Linked DNA regions of Homo sapiens: region 2 is linked to region 1. Evidence: chromatin contacts called from ENCODE Hi-C or POLR2A ChIA-PET data. All regions are on one chromosome and are shown on one strand. The core of a region is the stretch at or near the end of the contact, and the rest is flanking DNA. Distances in the headings are between cores, read along the strand shown. Region 1 holds the start of TRAF5 (TNF receptor associated factor 5). Region 2 holds the start of KCNH1-IT1 (KCNH1 intronic transcript 1).

Region 1 (7,572 bases), core at 2,760-5,259:
CTTAGCCAGGTGTACAATGAAGACAGGAGGTCTAATGTAAAAACAATAAAAATCTCATTTCTCCAGCCAAGGCTGACCATCAGACAATTAAACCATGAACAGGAATAAAGAAGGGTGTGTTTATGTATCAAGCAGGGGATCCCCTGGAATAAATACATAATATATGGCCATAGGAACAGTACAGGTCTGCTTTTTTCAACTGGTGCTGACCCTATAACACAGTAAATAACAATAGAGTAAAACAAGGTAGAACAAAAGAAACATGGTTTTTTCTTAAGCTCCTAAGTTAAAGGTGCAGCTGCTGAATGCACATACACAGGTTCTTTTGCAAAGGGAGGCTTAAAAAAATTTACATCGGTCCCTGCCCCATCCCAGTACTCCCCGCCTCTCTTCTTGTGGTGGTCAGCACACTGACAGGCAGAGCTGAGCTAAAGGTTATTTGATGGAAGCAGAGGGATCAGTCATTCATATATTGTCTCAATACAACACCTACTTAGTGAGCAAGCTGAGTATTCTCTGTGCACAAGACCCTGAGATCTGCATTTTGCCTGGAAGTGGTTTGCTGCTACAGTATATCACATTTTCCATGTGTGGTTCTGTTTACAGACAAAGACTTTCCATTGTAACTTGCAATGGAGTCAAAGTCGCAATCTATGGCCCAAGGAGAGGATTTTCCCTCCTTATCTGATCTCACTGATCTCTAGGTGATGGGAAGTATGAACTTTTGCCCTGCAAGCTAACTCACTACATTGATCAGTCTCGTCACAGAGGAGCAGCCTGAGGAAGATAATGCATCCATCTACTATTCCAGTAGGCGGCGTCCTCACCTCTCCATCAGCACCATCTTTACATTGGCAGCCAGGGCTGCAGTCTCTCACCCTAATTTATACAGCAAATTAAACAGCTGAAATCCATGTCTTCGGGCGTCTGGGGCAATCTTACGGTGTCTAGAAGCAACAGATAAAAGGGTTAGTGCTTTTCTTCTGCATAAAACTGTAGTGTATAGTTCAGCCCTGGTCTTATTTTGTAGCTGAATTTAGTTTGAAGGTTGGATTCTCTTCAATGTTAGATATAATGTTGAACTTAATGCTGAATATTTTCAAAACACTAAAAGTACTAAAATTTGTCTTTAAGTTGTTTTGTTTGAATTCACATCAGTCATTTATTTGAGGGGTAGGGTATAGTGGCTAGGAGTACCAGAACCAGACTTCCCAGAATTCAAATTCTGCCTCTCTCAAACTAAGAATTTTGTGATTCTGGGCAAATTGCTCAATAGATAAGATTTTCCATCTATAAAATGGAGTTGATTATTAAATGAGTTAATATAAAAAACACTGAGCACAGTACCTGGTATATAAAACGTAATAGGCCGGGCACAGAGGCTCATGCCTATAATCCCAGCACTTTGGTAGGCCGAGGTGGGTGGATCACTTGGGATCAGGAATCTGAGACCAGCCTGGCCAACATGGCGAAATTCCATCTCTACTAAAAATACAAAAATTAGCTAGGTGTGGTGGTGCACGCCTATAGTCCCAGCTACTCGGGAGGCTGAGGTGGGAGAATTGTTTAAACCCAGGACGTGGAGGTTGCAGTGAGCCAAGATCACGCCACTGCACTCTATCCTGGGTGACAGAGCGAGATTCCATCTAAAAAAAAAAAAAAGAAACCTTAATAAACGTTAGTTATCACTTGAAGGTATTTAATGTTTTTTTATATGTGCATTTATGTACATACAGGATTCAAATTCCGCTTTATGATCAACAGGGAATTGGGACTATGTTACTGACTTCTGACTAATACCCGTCTAAAATTCCTTTACCCTTTCCACTTAGACGCAGCCCTCGAGTTATGCGGCCCCCATTTCCCACCACAATAAAGATCCACCTCTCTATCCCAGGTTTTATTCCATCATATTTAAGGCTTGGATGTAATTTTTGGAACAATTGACTGCTTTATTTAGTTGGTGGGGAGAGGAGTAGGAGAGAGAAGCAAATTACAGTCAATGACAGGACCAGGGATTCTGAGCATACCTGCATGTATGCATACTAGACACTGATGTTCCAGCCAGTGAAAGGAGATATAACTTCTAAAAAACAGTATCAACTTTATTATGCTTGGAAGTAATGAGAAGAGAGGCAAGAAGCAGGCAATGGTAAGAGAAAGCGGGTGGGACGTAGTGGCTTGCACATTTAATCCCAGCACTTTGGGAGGTCGAGGTGGGAGGATCGCTTAAACCCAGGAGTTTGAGACCAGCCTGGGCAACATAGTAAGTCTCCATCTCTTCAAAAAAAAAAAAAAAAAAAAAGGAGCTGGGGGAGGTGGGCGTAGTGGTGTGTGCCTGTAGTCCCAGCTACTCTGGGGGCTGAAGCGGCAGAATTACTTGAGCCCAGGAGATCCAGCCTGCAGTGAGCTGTGATCATGCCCCTGCACTCCAGCCTGGGTGACAGAGTGAGAACCTCTCTCAAAAAATACACACCCACAAAAAGAGAGGGAAAGTATAGTGTATGGCAGAACAGGAAGGAGAACTTGGGTTCACTAAGCACCTACTCTGTGTTAGGCGTACAGGAGTGCCATCTCATTTAATTCTCATGAGAAGATTATGAGACAGATCTACAGTCCCAAAGCAACACCCACCAGTGCCTCTCCCCCACGGAGCGGTTCATCTAACTCACCAACCAAAAAAGGTTTGGATCTGGATTTCTGGCTCTTTGGAGAAATAAGAGATCAGGTAACAATAGGCTGGCACTGGGTGGTGGCTGCTCCACTAGATCCTCCACCTGCTCTTTAGTGCACCAGCGCCTCCCTCCTTTCTCCATGACCACAACCTCTGCCTCCCTCCTGTATGTTTCCTGCCGAGCTCCTGTGCACATCTGAGTTTTTGACTCCCAAGGTGTGTATTATTCTCCCCTTTTATTGACGAGGACGGTAACTGAAACTCAGAGCAGTTAAGTACTTTTCCCACGGTGGCCTAACTGAAAGTAAAGGATCTAGATAGAATTGGAATTTTGGTCCATTTCATTTATATAGAATGTATTGCCCTTGGAGAGAATATATTGTAAGAAAGAGCCCGTATCTAAGAGTGCGCAGGCCAAGCGCGGTGGCTCACGCCTGTTGGGAGGGCAAGGCAGGCGGATCACAAGGTCAAGAGATGAGACCAGCCTGACCAACATGGTGAAACCCCGTCTCTACTAAAAGTACAAAAATTAGCCCGGCGTGGTGGCACATGCTTGTAATCCCAGCTACTCGGGAGGCTGAGGCAGGAGAATTGCTTGAACCTGGGAGGCCAGGGTTGCAGTGAGCCGAGATCGCGTCACCGCACTCCAGCCTGGCGTGAGAGCGAGACTCCGTCTCAAAAAATAAAATAAAATAAAAAATACGTATAGAGAGAGAGAGAGGGAGAGAGACAGGCAGACAGCAGACCTGGATTCAAGTTCCAGCTGCAGAGCTTGCTGAGCGTGTCTAACCTTGGGTACGTCACTCCACGTTGCTGCTCTGGCCCTCAGACAGCTCATCTGTAAAATGGGGATGACCAGGCCTACTTCACCAGCTTGTTTTGAGGACCACAGGAGATGTTTGGGAAGCCAACCGGGGAGCTCTACAACTCTCAGAGATTGCTGGTGTTAGGCCAACAGCAAGAGGAGGGCTGGCAAATTTGTGCTACCCTGAAGGAAAGTCCAGGAAGGACTGATTTGAGCCAGATCTCAAGCAAGGCCTTGAGCAAATGGGTCAACACAGGAGAGGACGGGCTGAGCCTTGTTGTGCCTGACGGAAGAGCAAGACGGCCACAATTCAGACGCACGTGAGGGAAATCAGATGACTGGACTTGTAGATACTAACGGTTCTGAAGCGGGTAGGTTAGCTTTCCAACCGCCTGGATGACGGTCTCAGCCTCCTCCCGACCCCTTCCTGCGCGTCCGCTCTTCCCCTGCGCCCGCCCGCGCCCCTCCGCCCGCGCCCCGGCCCCGCCCCAGGCCTCGCCTCCGCTTCGCCGCCGCCGCCGGCCGCAGCCAGGAGCAGCAGCCGCGCCTGCAGACCGGCCTCGCGGAGCCCGCGCGCCGAGCCCCACGTGAGTCCGGCGGGTCGCCGCCCTGGGCACCCTCGCGACGGAAGGGCCGGGGTGGGGACACCGACGAGCGCTTTTCATCTCGTCCCAGTTACTTTGAAACCGAAAGCGCCTGCTGGCGTCCGGCCGGTCCCCGACCGGCGGGGAGGGCGCGAGGCGGCGGCTGGGCCGGGGGAGGCGGAGGGGCCCGGGCTTGCGGGAGACCGGCGGGGCAGGTGACCGCCGACGGCCCGGGGACAGCGGGAGCGGTGCGGAGCGGGTTTCTTAGCCGGGGAGAGGTGTGGCGAGGGCGGAGACTGGGGGTCCAAAGCTGGGGAGCTGGTCCAGAGGGCGGCTGTGGACCGGAGGGGCCAGGTTCCGTCGGGGTGCACTGGCGGGGAGGACTTTCAGGCACGTCCCGCACATCCGCACTGCAAACCAGGCCCTGGCCCCCTTCCGCACCCGAAGGCACCCTCTCCACCTTTGCAGGGCTTTCCAATCAAAGCAACTCCAGAATGAAACTTCAGGATTGCAAGGAATGGAAGCCTCTACCAGCTGTTCGTTTGCGCGTCTTCCTTTAGAAAGCAGCTACCCCCCTCCCCCAGAAGGCGAGCTCTAAGGAACCTTGACGCAAACCAAAGCTCCGAGAGGTGGAAGGAGTTGCCCAGAGGCACCCAGAGAATTCGCAGATTCTGAGTTCTCCGTACCAGATGGTCTCCACTTTGTTCCTGTTCTGCAGGGTCTTGGTGGTTCTGAGAATTTTCGGGGCCACGCTCTTGCTGCGGGTCCCACTGGGCCACTCTGGCTGGCCGACTTTCTCTGCTCATTCGGCCTCCTTCTGCTAAGTTTCCATATTTGGGTATTTCAGATTTACTTTCATGAGAACTCAGTTATCTCGCTGTGGCAGGCAGAGCTGCCTCAGGCGAGCATTGAGGTTGGTGAAACCAGGCGAGGCTCCCTGCCAGGGCTGCCCCTGCAGCCCCCACCCTCCATAGCCTTGGGCTCTGACCCACCTCCTGTGAGGATAGGCATCTGGTAACCAGTTTAATTCTGTAAATATTTATTGGGCAGGTGCTGTGTGAGAACTGGGCTGGGGCCAGTGGAATATGGTTATTTCCTCCAGAGATACTTGCATTTTAAAAGGGCTCTGGAAGACCTGAGATGCAAAGAAATTAGTTGAACCATTTCTGGAAATAGAACAGTTTTGGGTGTGTGCGAGATAATTTTAGGCAGCAAAAGGCTGGGCTAGGAACTCTCAAATCCCAGTGCAGCTGCTCTGCCTTATGTACTCACAAAGCTGAAAACAGGGGTGTTAATGTAATTGATGGTTTGGGTGGAAACACTTCCATCCCTAACTCTAATTTGAACTAGAAAGACAGAAATTGCTGCAGGAACGATGGATGTAAGATGGAAGTGGAAAACGCCTAGCTTCTGTAAAGGTTTTTGATTTTGTTACAGTTACTGTTTTTGTTGTAACTCTATGGAATGGATCACCTCTCAGATCCCTGGCTCCTGGACAGAGGCAGGAGAAAGTGTCTGAGCCAGCATCTGGAACATGGGAAGTGATGGAGAAGGCGACTTCTCCCACGGCCTCTGGGCTGAGAGGCCTGTTGTGACGGGCAGGGTAGGATGGTGGTATTTCCCTCTGTCAGCAGCAAGCCCGCTGGACTTGGGTAGTAGGGCGATGGAAAGAGTGTGGAAAAGAGCTGCCGTCCACTGAACGTCCTGACGATAGGGACTGGGATGTTTCAGTGGGGATGATTTGCACAGTCGGGGAGCTAGATGCCTCAGAGTCAGTCTTGTTAGGCTTGCAGTGGGAAAGGCACCTCAGTACTTAGACAAACCTCCTCTGATTAGCTCAGCTTTACTGGGGAGGACCTTGAAGGAAAAATAATTATTTGTTTGTAAAGCTCGTTCCTTTGCAAAGCATTTTCTCTTTGTTCTTGTCGTTTTGTTCTCATTTCGTCCTCCATGACGCCCTCATGAGTTAGAGCAGGCTTATTCTCTACATCTCTCAGATTGTGAGGGTGAAGCACTGAGGCGGTAAATAGCTCCCTGAGCTCCACTGCTGGACCAGGATCAGAGCATTGAGGTGTCTTGTTCCCCTGCTCCAGGCCCCTCACCCTGGCTTCTCAGAGAGCCATATCTGCCCACCTCTTCCTCCGTCTGAGGGGTCAGCAAGGGGACCCAGATTCTGATAATGCCTCTGTGGTCTGTCCCCAGCAACATGGAGCAAGTTCTGCTGGAGACTCTGGCCTAACCACCACAAGAACAGACATCCACTCTGTTAGCTCTGCCTAGCCAGGCAAACTCCGGGCAAGACCCTTGTCTGTTTTCATGTGTGTCTTGGAACCTGGCATAGAGTAGGCCTAAACAGATGTTTGCTGAATCGAATTGAATTCATTCAGGGTACGTCTCCCTTGGGGTCTGAGCTGCCAGGAACAAGTGCTGGGTAGGCTTGGCAGAGAGAGGTTGAGCTCCCAGCAGGACTTGCTTAAATCCAGAAATTAGAATAACACTGTACAGCTTACGAGAAGCCCATCTCATCTGATTAACTTCTCACTACCTCCTCAGGAGAAGGGAGAGGCACATGCTATTCCTTCCACTTTACCTGGTTGCAAGCTGAGGCTCAGAAGTGATTTGAAAGACCTCACAGCATGTAGGGATGGGGCAGGACCTAATCCCAAGTCTTCTTTCTCCAATTCCTGTGTTTTTCCCATAGTATCTTAATTAAAGGAAGCCAGGATTCTGGGCAGGAGGAGGATGAGAGAACCAGCGAGACAGTCATCAAAAGCTGCCTGACACCTTTGTCACTGATCAGGGGTCAGTGTCTGACTCAGTCTCTGAAGAGCTTTTTTCTGCCCAGGTTGTGGCTTTTTCTGGGATTCTGGATAGGAGTTCTAGCTCCAGCAGAGGTGTAGCAAGTGAGTATCTGTGTGTGTTGGGGCAGAGGAGAACACGCTGCAGGGCAGAGGGAGTCCTCAGAGCTGGCAGGCCTCTGCTGCTGCTGCCGCTGCCACCACCCAGGAGTGGGCCAGCATGAATTTGTTGCCTTGCCCAGAGGAAAGCTTTATTTGAAGGATCACTCAGCAGCCTTGACCCATATGGCCTCCAGCAAGTCCTATCTTGTGAGAAAGTGGCTTGGAGGACCAGGCAGGAGATAAAAGTGAAAGTACTCATTAGTCCTGACAGAGGAACTCAGTCTGTTTACAGTGACAGTGGTGAGCACATTTTGCATATTTGTACCTGGAGGCAGGTGGTGGTGCATGCTTGGATCGTGCTGTAGCAAAAGCAGTATACATGCAAATGGTCTGTACACTGTGCAGTATCCGTGTGATGTGCAGGTCTTAGAGACCCAGTATTAAGTGACAGAGCCCAGTGAGTGCCCTCCCAGGATATCTCACTTACTTTCAGCAGAGCCCCATGTCTCATTTCTTGACACCACAGGCTCCATCAACTTCCCTCCTTACCAATTCAGAACATTCCTGAATTTTTTTCCATGGCTTTTTTTTTTTTTCTCTCAAGGAGAA
Region 2 (7,572 bases), core at 3,760-6,259, 190 kb before region 1:
AATATATGCTATATGATCTCATGCATATAAAGCTCCAAAACAGATAAAAATAAACAGTAGTATTTATTAACTATAGTGGGTTTTTTTAGGAATGCAAAACAAACTGGTAAAATTATGAGGAAAAGCAAGAAAGTGATCACCATAAAATCAGGAGATGTCACCCTTTAGGAGGAGAGTGAGGGACTTAGGATCAGGAAGGCTTTGGGGGCTTCTAGAGGTCTGGCAAGACTCTATTTCTTGACACAGGTGGCGATGGCATACAGTATCACTTTATAGAAATATGTTAAGCTGTACAAAATTGTTTTGTGTGCTTTTCTATTTGTCGTACTGAACAATTAAAAAGGTTAAAAGGGGAGAAGAATACAATGCAAAACTTATCAAAAGTTTTTTAAAGGTTTGCAGCTGGAAAAAACAATGGGCTAAGTCAGTTTTGTTCCACGGAGCAGACTGCAAATAAGTGGTAGCTATAAGAAGACAGATTTTGGTAAGACCAAATGACAGCAACAAAGGGAGGAGGAAGAGGCAGAGAGAAGAGAAGAAGAGAAAAACAAGGAAAGGCGGCAAAAGAAACACAATTATACTTGCTTACAAATAGAATATTCCTCACGAGAAAGTGAGGGTCCCATCACTGAAGCTAGTCAAACACAGGCTGGAGAACCATCAGGAGGGAGGTTCTGGAGAGGATTCAGTGGAACAGTGGAAAATGAATTGTATAGCATGTCCCCCCAGAACTAAGATTCTGTGATTCTATTTCTCTTTCTCAACAGTTACAGGTGTGGCCACTTAGAGAAACAGAAAAAATAAAAAACAAGAAAAGTATGGTCCAAATATCCTAAGTGTATAAAGCAGATACTCTAGTAGATTTTAAAATGTTTGTTTACAAGCCATTAACTAATCAAAAATAAAGGGAAGGGAAGAATTGAAGAGCTTCAAGGTAATGCTCAAGGAACCACTCCCAAATGAGGTCCAACCATATATGCAGAGCTGGCATCGGAAACAATGAAGCCAAGGATTCAGTTGACCCACAGTGTTCCTCAAACACATCTATTCTTTTAAGATAGATTACTAAAATAAATGGGTTGCATAAAAGTCATGGAATTTGGAAGCTTTATTTCCTTAACATTAAATGACAAGGCTTCAGCTTCTCAATCCCCCATCTAACATCAGCCAACAGATTTAACTTTTTGACACTTTCAGAGAAAGATAGCTGAGCCTTGGCTGAAGATTGTCTTAGAATATTTTACAAGAAAAAACAAGCTCTGCTGAGCTGGTAATAATCCAGATTATCATCCATTCCCCCTTGTAGAGGCACAATGGATTTTAACCAGTTTTCTGTTTTATAAATATTACCATGGCTCAAAACACCCATGAGGAGACACAACATTACTCGTGGTTCTCATCCTGTTTGCTAACTAATTATATCAACAACCTGAACCAACTTAACACTATACAAAAACACAGCTGATTTAGCAATCTGTAAATTATACATGTACATAAATCTGTACCAAAATGTGCTGTGTTTCACTCCTGCTAATGTGCATGGATTTTTACTGGCACCTACAATTGTTTGATATAGGTTCCCGAACACTAAAACATATGTTCTGCCCAGAATGGGACCATTTAGAGTAATATTTTTGTAGTTTCCTGGCACCAAGGTCTGCCAGCCTTTCTAAGACAGATCTCCTATTTGCTTCAGCAAACATTCTGACAACAAGTGCCTGCAGATTTAAGCAACTATCAAAAAATATTCTGTAACAACAGTTTCCAACCATGAATATAAAGAGAAACAGGCTGGTTTTGCCTATGTGGCAACAAAGCCAGTAGGATTTAAAATGATCACTGACATGACCATAAGCAAAATCAAATAAAATATGGAGTATTAATTATTTCTGCTGCCTACTTACGGCAATTTAAAGAACAGATAATTATCAAATCTTTCCTTAAATGGGATTCAAAATGTACCAAAGAAAGTTAAAAGTCGGTTTTAGTACCAGCAAGACCAGTAAACACCTTAGAAATGTTTTTTAAATACAGTGACAGGCCTAAACAGTCGCAGCCGGTCAACACTGTAAAATAGGGGCAAGAACCTTGGACCAAGATTCACTAGAATGTAATTTACTAATCACAAGGAGGGTTTCTTGTTTACCACTGTATCCTCAGTGTTCCATAAATACATTCAATAAATCTTTGTTGAATGAATAAACCAAAAACAACTGCTGGCTAGTCCCTGATCTGTCTCTAATTGCCTTTTCCTAATTCTGCCTCTTACGAATTGTAGGTAAATCACTTAACCTGAGGATTCTTAGGTGAGTTTTAGTTTAAGGATTTTAGTTCCTTAAACTCTAAAATGGAGAGACTGCACCTCCTCTACTAGCTTATGAGGATCAAAGGTGATACTCTGTGAAAAGTGACTTGGTACTTTATAATGGGGCACACAGATGTTAAGTGCCCATTATCCCCGCCTTTGCCTTCAGCTAAACCACTGACAAAGGTGAACAGACTGCATTTCCTTGAAATATAATTAGCCTTTCCTTTGCCCTATTATTCTGTTGAGATGTGGTAGTGTGGCTGTTAGCCAAGATGGATGTTGTTCTTGTTGTTATAACATTTTATTTAATCTCCACTGGGAAATTATGCTTCTTGAGAGAATATAATGGTAACATGAGGAAAGGGTTTTTGCATGGTGTACCATAAAGAATCTGACATTGGACTCAAATGGTTTGGGGCCTCATTAGTTCTGCCCTTAAATATTTGAGGAAAGCCTCTTGCATCAATTTCCTTATTTATACAATGATGGGGAAGGAGAGGCAGACTAGATAATATTTAAGGTCTGTCTCTTCCCACAGCTCTATGATATTCCGGGCATCAGATATTCAAATAACCCAAAATGAAGTCAGTACTATTATTCATTATCATATGAGAAGTTTTTAAAGGATGATAAAAATAGTTCCACAGACTAAGTCATAAAAGCTGGAGAAATTATAATGCTGAGAGAAGGATATATGATAGATGTCCTCTAAGGAATACCAGCCTCAGGCATTGTTTGCTCTGCCACTTTGAATAAGCCACTTAATATTCCTAGGACTCAGTTTTCTGATCTGTAAAAGAGGAACATTAATACTGCACAGGACCACTGGGAGAAAATATCTAATAAAATGATCATAAAATATTGCTATTCAAAGGTAAAATGCTATTTTAATACCGTAATGTCCAAAAAAGGGCTCATGGATTTTAGAATGAGACAATCAATATCTTTAAATAGACTTTTTCCACCACAGTAAAATAATATAATGCATGCAGATATTGTGATATTTCTAGGAGTTCACATTTTTTCTTCCATTTGTGTTCAGGAAATATTATAAAAGGGATCACCTTTTAAACATTGAGTCCCATATTTCAAGATGAGAACCATTTATTCTGAAATAATAATTTTAAAAATTCATCCAACTCTCCCAAGATGCTTCATTTTTTTTGATGCTATTCATTTGATTGGTTAATTGAAATCAACCTGCTGAAACTGGTGTTGAAATGACAATGCCCATCCTAAAAATATTCCCAGTGACTTATTCTATTCACATTCTATGATTACAGAGGGAAAGTGGCTCTAATAAGATCAACTAAAATAGACAGTATTCTGCCTTCACAGCTCCAAGATTCTTAAGGTTCCCTTAAAACCCAAGGCATCTTGTGACTTTTACATGTAAGTTTCTCTTCCTGCTCCCTCCACTCAAAAACATACACAGTATACATTAGGTACTGGGTTTCCCCTCTAACTTACAGGGCACTGCCTCTTTACTGAAAAATAGAATTGTCATTGATATTTATGAGAAAGTTGGTGTCACTGACAATGGGATAACCAAATTTGCAAGATTGTCTCCATACCCCTTAATAGTCCAATAAAAATAGCAATAATAGCACAGTAACTCTTATTTTATTTAAAAATAAATGAACAACTCCAGCTTTTTTATGGCAAAACAGTTCATTGTGGCTGTTCACATAGCAATTATCATCCCCTTGCATCCCCAGGTAATGACTGTGACCTTGACCTAAAAGCCACCTTAGTTTGAATAAGGAAGACCTTGAAAGGAAAGGTGACTGACCAGAAACACTCTTAAGAGGCACACAATAAAGAAATGATCATTTCTAAGAAAGTACTTAAATAATACGTGATTATTTGCTATGCTAGTTGATGTGTTTCATTATAAGATAAACTTAAATCACTGTTTAATTAAAGAGTGTTTATTAGTAGCATAAGTCACTTTTCATGCCCTTCCCCTGAATCCCTAACTAAATCCAAACAGAAGCTCATCATTTTACACAGAAGCTCCTTAGACTCTGAAATCGTGATATTTACACATTATTAAAACCCATTTCCTAAGTTAGCTCCTCATGTCTCCCTGGTAGAAGAATGTCATCTGTTTCTGGAAGGGGTGGGGTGGGGGCTCTAGGAGTCTGCAAAGAGCATCTTATGCTTGGCTATCTTTCAATATAGCCATTTGATGAACTCGTGCGCTGCGCCTTCCAACTGCCAGGACTCCTAGTCGCTCTGCAAGTGCTTAGTTGGGGTCTCTCCTCTGTTAAGTCCGAAAGGCGTTTGGAATTCTTCCTTTCCATCCCCGCTCCTAGGACTCTCGCCTCTCAAGGCTTCATGCTACCGTCGATCTTAATGCCACAAGGAAACAGATGAGTGCTGATTGTCAGTTTATTGGGTAATGGATCTATTTATAGGTTTGGTGAGATTGGGAATTTATAGGTGAGCAACACTTAAGGGTGGCATAAAACCGTTGTGGGTTTGGAAGAGGGGAAATATAACAGGTTTGTACCTGTGACCATTTAGTTCGCTCTGCACCTGTGCCCTCCACTTCCCACCTGACGCCAGGAAAACCATCTGCCCCTCACTTCGAAGGTGAGCCTTAACTTCACCTAGAAAGTGGTGGGTGGGTGAAGGGGTGGAATCAGGCCGCCGAGAGCACGTCCCGACACCTCGGACTTTTCAGTTGCAGGGATGGAAGGTGGAGGCAGCCGGATCCTCCCATTCTGAGGCAGCGGGGACCTGGAGTTGCCCGTCTCTACTGCTGGCTCTCCCTGGGGAGAGGCGGCGCCTCTGGGAGCAGCCCGGGAGCCCCAGAGCCTTCGCGGAAGGGTGGGCAGTGCCGATGGGGCGCGCGCTGCCGCTCCGGCTGCAGCCAGCTTTCCATCACTTTTCCCAGTACTTTGCTCAGCAGCTGTCACGCATCCTTGGAGATAAGACCGAGAGGGCGCTAGAAAGGCCCAAAAGGCGTCCCCAGAAGAGCTCTCCTGTTAGGATGGGGACCCATCAGACCCCGCCCCGCCCTGCCCACCTTTCTCTGCCTCGGGGAGGCTGCCCTGGGTGCCCGCGCCGCGGCTCCTTAGCAGAGCTCGCGGGTTCTGCTGCATCTGCTGGCTCCGAGCGGCGAGAGGTTCTGCAATAAAGGCACGGATAAAACGCCCGGGTAATCGAAATCCGAATGCACCTCTTACCATTGGACCGCCGAACAATATTCTCCAGAAACGTGTTTTGAGGGGCCACTAGTCCCCTCCTGCCCCCAGCCATGGTCATCCTCCCAGCAGCTCGGGGTCCGGCGGGCGTCCTGGCGCGGCTTCTTACGACAGCAGGAAACTGGCCTCGGGGCCCGCACGCAGTCCCGGCTCGAAGCGCCCCATGCGCCCGGCGGGGATCCGCAGGCAGGGCTGGCGGCTCCCTCTGGCTGCTACCCTCGCGCCCTCTTCGCGCCTCCCTCCCTGCGGCCCGCCTCGCAGTGCACTCGCGCCGGCCTCGGCTAGCGGCAGCCGCCTCCGGGTGGGCGGAGGGAGCAGCGGCGCCTGGGCCGGCGGCGCCCCCTACCGGGCTCGTGCCCCACCGCCGGCCTGCGGGAGACCAAGCTGGGGGGCTCCCGCAGAGGCAGGGAAGTGGCGGGCGGCCGTGGACCAAGGCTGGGACGGCAGCGCCACCCTCTGGGTTCAGCCGGGAAATGTGTTCAGGATGTGCCATGGGCTGGGTGGAGAGGAGGGCATTGTGAGCAGCTTTCAGGGCGGATTCACCCCCAACAAGTCTTAGGGGAGCGTGCTGATGTAACTCTCTTCCTTTGCTCTGTTTCAGGCCGGGGCCCCCGGGACCTGTGAGGCTCTGGGAACACCTTCTTGCCTTCCTGTAAGGTTAGCCTGACTAGTGAAAGTTGCCCCACCTTGATTCTAGGCCAGTGTTTGAGCAGTAATTAATGAAGTCGTATTGCAATAGTGCAGATTTAGAGTGACTGGCAGATTCAGCTTCAGAAGAGTTGTCTTGGGTTGTTTTTACCGTAGACACAAATGCAGGCTCCTGATGTTTGGTATGATCAGTATCAAACTGCCTGACAAACATCAAAGGGGTGGACTTGTCTCTAAGGGCGAATGCTCAGGAGAGGGGCAGCATTAATTAAGCAACCGTGGCTTTGGCTTGAAGGGTAGTCTGTAGTGCAGAGGATACAGTTAGTTTTTACAGCTGACCCCTGGTATACGGAAGAACCACATACACCCAAGGTTTCTGGACAGGGGCTAAGACAACGGTCGTTTGTTCACTTATTTTGGGGGATTTCGACCCACACATAGTCTGTACCTGCCTTTTTACTATGTATCCCCAGTCGGTGCGGTGGGAGACTAAGCCTATGTCCCACAGGAGAAATGAATGGAGAGTTTACTAGTTTCAGACTGAGTCAACAGTCAACACAAAAATGTAAGAGAAAAAAAAACTAACCCTGAAAATTAATTGTCTGGGTTAGCCATCCTGACATATCCTAATGTATTGCAAAGACATCCTGTCTCAGTTAATTAATTTCAAAAACAGAAGAACTAATTCTTGCCCAGAAATCTCTCAGAGTTGCTGTGAAGATCAAGCAAGAATTATGTATGGGGACAGCACCTTAAATTGTAAAGTGCTGTGCCAAGGTCAGACGTCATTATTGGAGTGACTAAATAAATTGGGCCATTACGAATATCACCCTTTATCTCGTCTTGTGTAGAGACAAAGTAAACAGATTGCTGTTAGCAGAGAGTTGGATAAGACTGTCATAGGATTTGAAATGCAAGTAATGATACACTTTTTCCTTAAGATAGCCTTCTACCCATCGCCTGTTACCTAGTCTAGAACAGTGATTTCTTAAACCCTAGCTCCGTCTAGTGGTTCTTTGTTCTATTACAAATGAGATAACACTGGTTGAAGAGAACTTGATTCTGAAATGTATTTGGTGCTGAGCTGAGCCAGTTTGGTGCCTATCCACTTCATTTGAATAAGTTCATTTAAATAAGGTTTTTAAAGTTGTGTTATCGCACAAACATGCCAAGGGAAGATTTTTCATGACAATATTAAAAACCCATCAAGAAACCTCATAATCCTGCTTGTGAAAGGAAGATAAAGAAAATAATGTGGAGGGGAAAACTATCATAGAGAGTTAATAAAATTTCTAAGGTTTTAATGAGCTCTCATGTTCTGTGGCTTAGATAAAAAAGGAAACAGATGATATTAGTTTGAGATCAGAGATGTTAAAGCCTTGGTGGGCAACCTGATGAGAAAAA

The links. Hi-C counts contacts between places; a loop is a spot of excess contacts on that map. ChIA-PET counts read pairs that join two places held with the same protein, here RNA polymerase II (POLR2A). Pooled maps may share reads with other maps.
Region 2: a loop to region 1 is called in a pooled map, with 2.6 times the contacts of the local background. The contact joins the promoter of KCNH1-IT1 here to the promoter of TRAF5 in region 1. A Hi-C loop is called at or near these places in 7 of 50 pooled maps. POLR2A ChIA-PET finds 5 or more read pairs at or near these places in 2 of 52 experiments (MCF 10A and RWPE1).

What each region holds. Positions count from the first base shown.
Region 1 is chr1:211,322,824-211,330,395 of GRCh38, forward strand. It overlaps TRAF5 (TNF receptor associated factor 5), which reads left to right and starts at 4,010. Exons shown (of 11, transcript NM_001033910.3): 1 at 4,010-4,066. RefSeq lists enhancers at 2,714-3,215, 3,485-3,874, 7,438-7,497 and a silencer at 3,935-4,304.
Region 2 is chr1:211,128,365-211,135,936 of GRCh38, forward strand. KCNH1-IT1 (KCNH1 intronic transcript 1) reads right to left here and starts at 5,010. Exons shown (of 2, transcript NR_046784.1): 1 at 4,824-5,010; 2 at 3,915-4,662. KCNH1 (potassium voltage-gated channel subfamily H member 1) reads right to left here and starts at 5,784. Exons shown (of 11, transcript NM_172362.3): 1 at 5,503-5,784. The coding sequence starts at 5,581. RefSeq lists silencers at 3,574-3,774, 5,001-5,191, 5,686-5,965.